2 separate regions of the Homo sapiens genome follow, and region 2 is linked to region 1. A link is a contact called in ENCODE Hi-C or POLR2A ChIA-PET data. All regions are on one chromosome and are shown on one strand. The core of a region is the stretch at or near the end of the contact, and the rest is flanking DNA. Distances in the headings are between cores, read along the strand shown.

Region 1 (3,494 bases), core at 989-3,488:
TTGTCTGTGCCTGTTGTCATTTTTGGGTTGCTGGCTTCTTCAGCTCCAAGTTTGGGGCAAAGAAACAACAGAAAGCAAGCCCAGGGAACTCAGCATCATGTCATTCCTTGGGTTCTGAGATTTCTAGCTCATCTGTCTTCTTCTCTCAACCTCTTGGAGTTTCCAATGTTGGAAAATATATGAAGTCCAGGATTTTTTGTTGTGCTTAGCAGGAGAAATGGAATACTGATGTCCACTCCATCTTCCTGAGAGCAGAAGGATTCTTTTTTTTTTTTTTTTTTTTTTTTTTTAGTGATTTTTGGTCAATATCAGATGCCTGTTGATGGTAATGAGTGTGGAGGGTTAATCAATACCTTGACTATCAGCCCACTGTTGAGCGGCTTCTGTGATAAAAAGTGCAGCATTGTGAGATTACAAATGATTCAGAAAGCTGAACACATGACACATTACTTTCAAGGGCTACATTCAAATGTTGCTCCTTTGTGGGTTTCCTTGACTGCCAGAAGGATTGGAGTGTTGTGGTTGCACTCATGTAGTGCCACTTTACTTGCTGAGCAGGCTCCTGCATTTGTGGGGGTCTTACAGAGTTATGATAACATTGCAGTCAGGTCCATTGAAATTGAGGTGTCTGACTATCCAATTGTGGCAGACAGACTTGTAGGTGGCCCCTGTGATCTCTATTCTCTGGCTTTTCAGAACCGTGGATGGCCATTGGGAGCCTAAGAGCAGTCTTTCGGAGCTAAGGGCAGCCTCTAGCTCACATCTAGAAAGAAACTGGGGAGTCAGTCCTAGAGCTGCAAAGAAATGAATTCTGTCAATGACCTGAGAAAGCTTGGAAATGATTCTTCTCCAGTAGAGCCTGCAGATGACAATGCAGCCCGGCTGACACCTTGATTGCACCCTTGTGAGAGCATAAGCAGAGGATCTAGTTTGGCCATGCCTGGACTTCCAACCTTCAGAAACTGTGCAGTGATATACATGTGTTGTACAAAGCACTAAGTTTGTGGGAATCTGTTGCGCAGCAATAGATGACAAATACACCAACAAACAAGACATTATCATTGTAGTGAAAGCTTTGGACACTCATAATAAATTCTGACCCCTGCAGGGATGGCAAATTGCAGATGAGTTTATGTATCTATGATGGAGTGCTGCAAACATATGTTTGGAGACATCTGTGGTAGGCTGGGATAGGTGCTGGGTCTTGGAGATTATTTTAATATCTATTTTATAAGGTAGTTGTAAGAATTAAATGTGATAATGCAGGTAAAAACTGTTTAATGCGGGGTCTGGTGCCTTCCCTGGCGTGCAGCCCAGTGAGTGTGGCTCTTGCCCACTTAATATTTCAATGAGGGAACGGTTCTGTCAATATGCACAAATTATAATGGCAATTGATTTGCAGATCTCTTCTTTCCTCCTCTCCTTCTAACTCACTAATCAAAAAACTGGTTAACCCTCCAACTGCTTTCCCAAGTTCAAAGCAACGTTTGGCGCAGTCCTTTCTCAATTCTCACACAACAAAGCAGTATTTCTCGGTTCCCTACAACGACCATCACTCAATACAAAAAACCAAGCAGGTCTGCCAAACCACTCTCATACCCAGTCCTGGTCATCTCCGCAGGAACAACTTCAATTCTGGTTAATAAGGACTTCAACGAAGGGTTCATTAAGGTTTTCCCTCCACCGAAAGAAAGAATACCGTCCCCAGGGAGCAGGCTCTTGGGCCCTATTATTTGCTCCCTGGAGAAAGTGAAGAGAGAGGAATCCCAAGGCGTGGCCTGAACGCCCTTTGGGGGCGTGGGCAGCCCGGAGCCCCAGCCTCTTCCACTCCAAGCACCAGGCGCGTCTTATTTTCAGCCCCCAAACGGCTACAAATCATCCGCCTTATTTTCAGCCTCCAAACGGCTACAAATCATCCTGTTTAAACAAAGCGGTCTGTCTAAAAGGAGGGGCATAACAGGGCCGGGGCAGGGGCAAGACCTGGGAGTAGGCAACCTCCCTCTCTGCCCCGAGCCGTCCCGGCCGCGCAGCCGCCGAGTGCCACATCAGCGACGGCGCTGCACTTCCACATTCCCTTAGGATGCAGCCAGCGGGCCTGAGAGAGGGGCGGGCCCGAGGCCCTCCGGAGTGGCGGGCCGCCCGGCCAATCGGCAGCAAGTGAAGAGCTGCGGCCACCAATGAGCTGGGGCTTGTGCCAGCCGCGGCCGCCGAGGCCCGTGCCCCGCGGGGGGAACAGATGAAGCACATCTGGACAGCTGTGCGGCCTCCTCGCGGGCCGACGTCAGCCGAGCACGTCCCCCACGTCCTCTCCTTCTCGCCACTTATTATTTATTCGTTTTCCCAAAGAAGCGACTAGGGACCCAAGTTTAAAAATTCCTCCCCCCACCCAATGCGAGACGTGGCCAGATCCCATCCAACACACGGTTTAATTTTCATGGGGCTCTGGGATCAAAAGAACAGAAACAGCAACAACAAAAGCCCAGCCGCTGTCTGATTTTAAGCTGGCAAAGTGGGAAAAATAAAGTGTTGAGTAAACAGACCAAGTTGGGTAAGTTTTGGATACGTGCTGGATATCATATTTCTCTTGCCGTGATCTCTATCCTGTGTCTTTTTACTGTTCTCACCAGCTTTCTCTTCATCAAGGGGAGAAAAGTAACACTTGCTGCGACAAACTGGACCCTTCGCTCCCTTCTCTTCCGTTTCACTAACATTTTAATTTAATTTTTTTGGTTTGCTATTCTTTTTTTTTTTTTTTTTTTTTTGGTGAGCTAGTTTTAAATATCCTGGGAGCAGCAATGTGACTGATATTCTGTTGTAAACCTCTAACTCCAAAATTGAATCTATTGATAAATTTATTTCTCTATTTTCTTTCTGTGAAAATACTGTGGGTATTTGTAAAGCCAAAATCGTTTTTTATCCCCAACTCTGGGACTGTTTTGATGGGAGATTGAGAAAATTATCTGATCTTTTCAGAATTAACACGTTTGCTTCTGTTAATAGGATGTCTAATATAAATTACGTAAAACCTGGGTTATGCAGGTAGTTGCTGGATTTTTCACTTAAATCTGGAGGTAGTTGCAAGCCAAATATATATCTTTTCGGTATTCTCCTATCCATAGTGGGAGACCTGAATTCCTTTATAATTGTTAAAAACAAACAAACATGTGACAGACCACTTGTGTGTTCATAAACTTATAATTGTATATATATACTATATAGTATATATGCACTATATAGTATGGTATATATACTATATACATGCTATGTATACACTATGCTATATGGTGTATATGCTCTATGTATGCTATATAGTATACTCTATATACGCTATATATTTTGTTGTTGTTGTAGTTTGTTTGTTTGTTTTTGAGACAGAGTCTCACTCTTGTCGCCAAGGCTGGAGTGCAATGGCACGATCTCGGCTTACTGGAACCTCTGCCTCCCGGGTTCAAGTGATTCTCCTGACTCAGCCTCCCAAGTAGCTGGGATTACAG
Region 2 (3,494 bases), core at 528-3,027, 1.2 Mb after region 1:
ATGGAAGAATTTGATTATCCAATAGTTCGTAAACGAATAAACTTGATGATGTTTATAAACCGAAAAGAACTTTAGAAACTATTCAGTAATTTCGTTATTCACAGACGAAGTAACCAAGATTTGAATGAAATAACTTTTCTGTAGCCATATTGGAGAGTGACAGCACTGTTCCTAACAAAATTTCTTAAATGGGACTATAAACTATTAACTAATTCTGACAGTTTGAATATTCATTAACTGTGGAGAGTGAAGATGGTTAAGAAGCCAAGGACACTTGCTATCCTCCCTTACAACTGGTTCCCAAGGAGTCAAGTAACTTCAGAGCTGTATTTTTTGACAATCAAAAAGTCACAGTAATCGTACCTTTTCTGCGTATATACAATGCTACACAGTTCCCAAACGCGTTTTTCACATCATTAGGGGAAAGATTATTAAAACATTCAGAGTTACGAATATCAAGCTGGGCGCCGTGGCTCATGCCTGAAATCCCAACACTTTGGGAGGCCGAGGCGGGAGGATGGCTTGAGGCCAGATGGAGACCAGCTTGGGGAACGAGGCGAGACCCGTGTCTACTCAAACACCCCGCCCCCGCAAAACCAAACAACAAAAACAGTAACTGATATCTTTTACATTTACTTCTTGTTCTTAAAAAAAAACGCTCAAGGCGATTTCTCAATCACTCCTTATCACTTCTGCAAATAATTGTATTATTCCTTATTTACGCAGCAGCGGCAAAATTTGAGGAACACTAGCGAATGTGTCCAGAGCAGCTCATACTCGCTCGCCAAAACCCAAGCGCAGCACTAAAGAAACGGGAGACCCGGCTTCGGGTGACTCGTCCCCCCTTCCAAACGTCAGCACAGTCGAAAACGTGCACCCCGCAGCCTCCACTGCCGCGAGCCACACGCCACCTCCAGAGGGCCGGGGCCTACAGCCTCAAGGGGCCGCCCAAGGAGGCGGACCTGGCGCAGCCCAGGCGTCCGGCCCCTCCCCGCGGCTGGCCCGGCCTCCGGGGAAGCCCCCTTGGTCCCACCCAGGGCCAGGGCCCGCCCCCAGCTTCGCCGGCCTCCTTCCTGTGGGAAGTGCGGCTCCTTTCGCGTCCCCCACCCTCTCGGCTCCGCCTGGCAGCAGCTCCGCCGCCCAGAGGCGTCCGAGACCCTCCGACTCGTGGGTACGCATAGGCCTCGCCAGCGAGCCTTGCCCAGGCAACGAGTCGCCAGCCCGCCCCCTCGCCGCGGGCTAGGTCTCACCTCGCCACCAGTACGTCTTGGACAAGTAGTGCCAGGTCTGATGCCGGGTGTGGTGAGTGCCGCCGGGACCCAGGTGCGCCGCCTCGATGAGGTCCCGGCGTCGCTCCGGCTGCAGCACCACCTCCAGCTCCGCGAAGGTCTTGCGGTGCCGCTGCCGCCGCTGGTAATACAGAGTCCCGCCGCGCACCACGTAGCAGGCGGCAGCTTTTCGGATTTTACGCTTGACATTGCCCTCGGTGCCCGGCGCATACGGCTCGCGCTCGTTCGTCAGGTAACGCAGGATGGCCCGGTAGCTTTCCTCGCTTGACATCGCGGACCGCGGCTCCCTGAGGGCGCCTGTCAGGGACAGGTGAGGAAAACGGCCCGCTACCTACGGGCGGCTGCAGGAGGAGCGGCGGCACCGTAGGGAGAAACGGCTGCGCCTTTGGCGAGCGCTCTTCGACGGCTCCCTTAGTCCGAAGGAAAAGCGGGCGAGTTGGTAACCAGGGGGAACTGCACTTCTCCAGCGCGCGGGATCCGCTGGCGACTGACAAAATGGCTGCTGCACCACCGGAAGTGACGCAAGGCAAGGGCGGGGACTGAGCCCTGATTGGAGCGCACTCTCGTTTTCTGGCTTGATGGAGCCGATCCAGTGACGTCAGGAATGCGGGTGGACATTTTGGAAGCGGGTAGGACCCTTCACTGCAGTTCGAGGGAGTCTTTAAGCAGACATCTTAAGTCCTGGCAGTTTCTCTTTTCATTTTTCCCTTTTCCACGCTTTCTAAGGAGCCACGTGTAGGGGGAGCTGGTGGACAGTTGAGAGTTCAGCCGAAACATCCAGAGGGTTAGGAGTCCGTTTTTACGTTTGAGACTCCCAACATCATAAAAGCATATTTTCAGGCTTCTGGAAAAATATTAGTCTCTTGACACGGGACCAGAGACAGCCCATTTACATGGAAATTTAGATTCCAGTTAACAGTTATAAAATTTTCAGTGCCTCCCTCAGTGATGAGTTATTGTTTCTAAACTTGCACCTGCTAGCTCCAGACTACTCAAGGAAGAGTCGAGATTCTTTTGGAATTATCAGCATTTATAGTCAATGTTATTGCGAGTGGAAAAGGGGGTCGGTAACACTATTTTAAGGCTTTATTTACATATATTTTTACACAAACGTAGGGGAAAAGGTTCTCCATTTTGCACCAAATATATATGAGGGTGCAAGAAGGGGAGCGGACTTGAGCTGCGTCTCCCAGTGCGTGCTGAGGATGCTAATACAGGTATTTAGCTGGTAATCCCGGAGCAGCGACCCCGGTCACCCTTTCCTGGGACGAATCTGCAGCGCTCACAGGGGCCCAGGGCTGACATCCCTCCTCGGGGACTGGGGTTGGACACTGTCGCCGCTTTGCTAAAGCCAGAACATTTCAGGCCGAGGGCTCCAGCTGCAGACACGGCCTAGTACACTTCTCCACCGGAGGGTCTGTAGTCTCTGGGTGAGGCCCTTTGACGCTCCTAGAAGTAGCTGACGGGCAGACAGGTGAATACAGTAGGCTCGAAAACAGAATCATACAGCCAGCCTCTGGTGTTAGGGGCGTGTTTTTGTGTGTGTGCACACGCAGTAATTCCCGGATGGCCCGGACATCCTTGAAAGATTCCAGGTGCGGGGACATGAGCTCTCAAGGCCCAGAAGAAAAAAGAAACTACCAGGCTTGGGATCTACTTAGTTGCTGAGTTTGCCACTATAGCTCAAAGGAGGAATTTAAAAATGGAGATGCACCTCTTTCCCCCATGGGGTCGGGCAGTGAGAGCAGAAGACCAAATGCACCCTCTGCGAACCCAGGAGGCTGGTCTACGTGTCAGGCCAACCCCACTCTCCTGTCATACTGTCTTTAAATATTTTGGCCGGGCGCGGTGACTCACGCCTGTAATCCCAGCACTTTGGGAGGCCGAGGCGGGCAAATCACGAGGTCAGGAGATGGAGACCATCCTGGCTAACATGGTGAAACCCTGTCTCTACTGGGCCTGAAGTCCCAGCTACTCGGGAGGCTGAGGCAGGAGGATCGCTTGAACCCGGGAAGCAGAGGTTGTAGCGAGCCGAGATTGTGCCACTGCATTCCAGCCTGGGTGACAGAGGGAGACTCCGTCTCAAAAAAATAAAAAAACTAAACATTTTAAGTTAATTGATATTTAATATTAAATATTTAATATATTAAGTGAATACATTCAAATCTGCAAACAATACAGCTAGGTTGTAGAAGAGTTAAAAAA

Evidence for each region. Hi-C counts contacts between places; a loop is a spot of excess contacts on that map. ChIA-PET counts read pairs that join two places held with the same protein, here RNA polymerase II (POLR2A). Pooled maps may share reads with other maps.
Region 2: a map of ascending aorta shows a loop between it and region 1 (5-fold over the local background). The contact joins the promoter of ZBTB11 here to the promoter of TMEM45A in region 1. A Hi-C loop is called at or near these places in 3 of 168 maps with a recorded cell type or tissue (PC-9, ascending aorta and sigmoid colon), 3 of 37 single-sample maps with no recorded cell type and 12 of 50 pooled maps. POLR2A ChIA-PET finds 5 or more read pairs at or near these places in 3 of 52 experiments (AG04450, HepG2 and WTC11).

What each region holds. Positions count from the first base shown.
Region 1 is chr3:100,490,381-100,493,874 of GRCh38, forward strand. TMEM45A (transmembrane protein 45A) reads left to right here and starts at 2,239. Exons shown (of 6, transcript NM_018004.3): 1 at 2,239-2,548. RefSeq lists a silencer at 1,957-2,256.
Region 2 is chr3:101,675,355-101,678,848 of GRCh38, forward strand. ZBTB11 (zinc finger and BTB domain containing 11) reads right to left here and starts at 1,778. Exons shown (of 11, transcript NM_014415.4): 1 at 1,251-1,778. The coding sequence starts at 1,560. LOC124906262 (endogenous retrovirus group K member 5 Gag polyprotein) reads left to right here and starts at 1,091. Exons shown (of 3, transcript XM_047449415.1): 1 at 1,091-2,884. It overlaps ZBTB11-AS1 (ZBTB11 antisense RNA 1), which reads left to right and starts at 1,076. Exons shown (of 1, transcript NR_024407.1): 1 at 1,076-3,494. RefSeq lists a silencer at 830-1,199 and an enhancer at 916-1,470.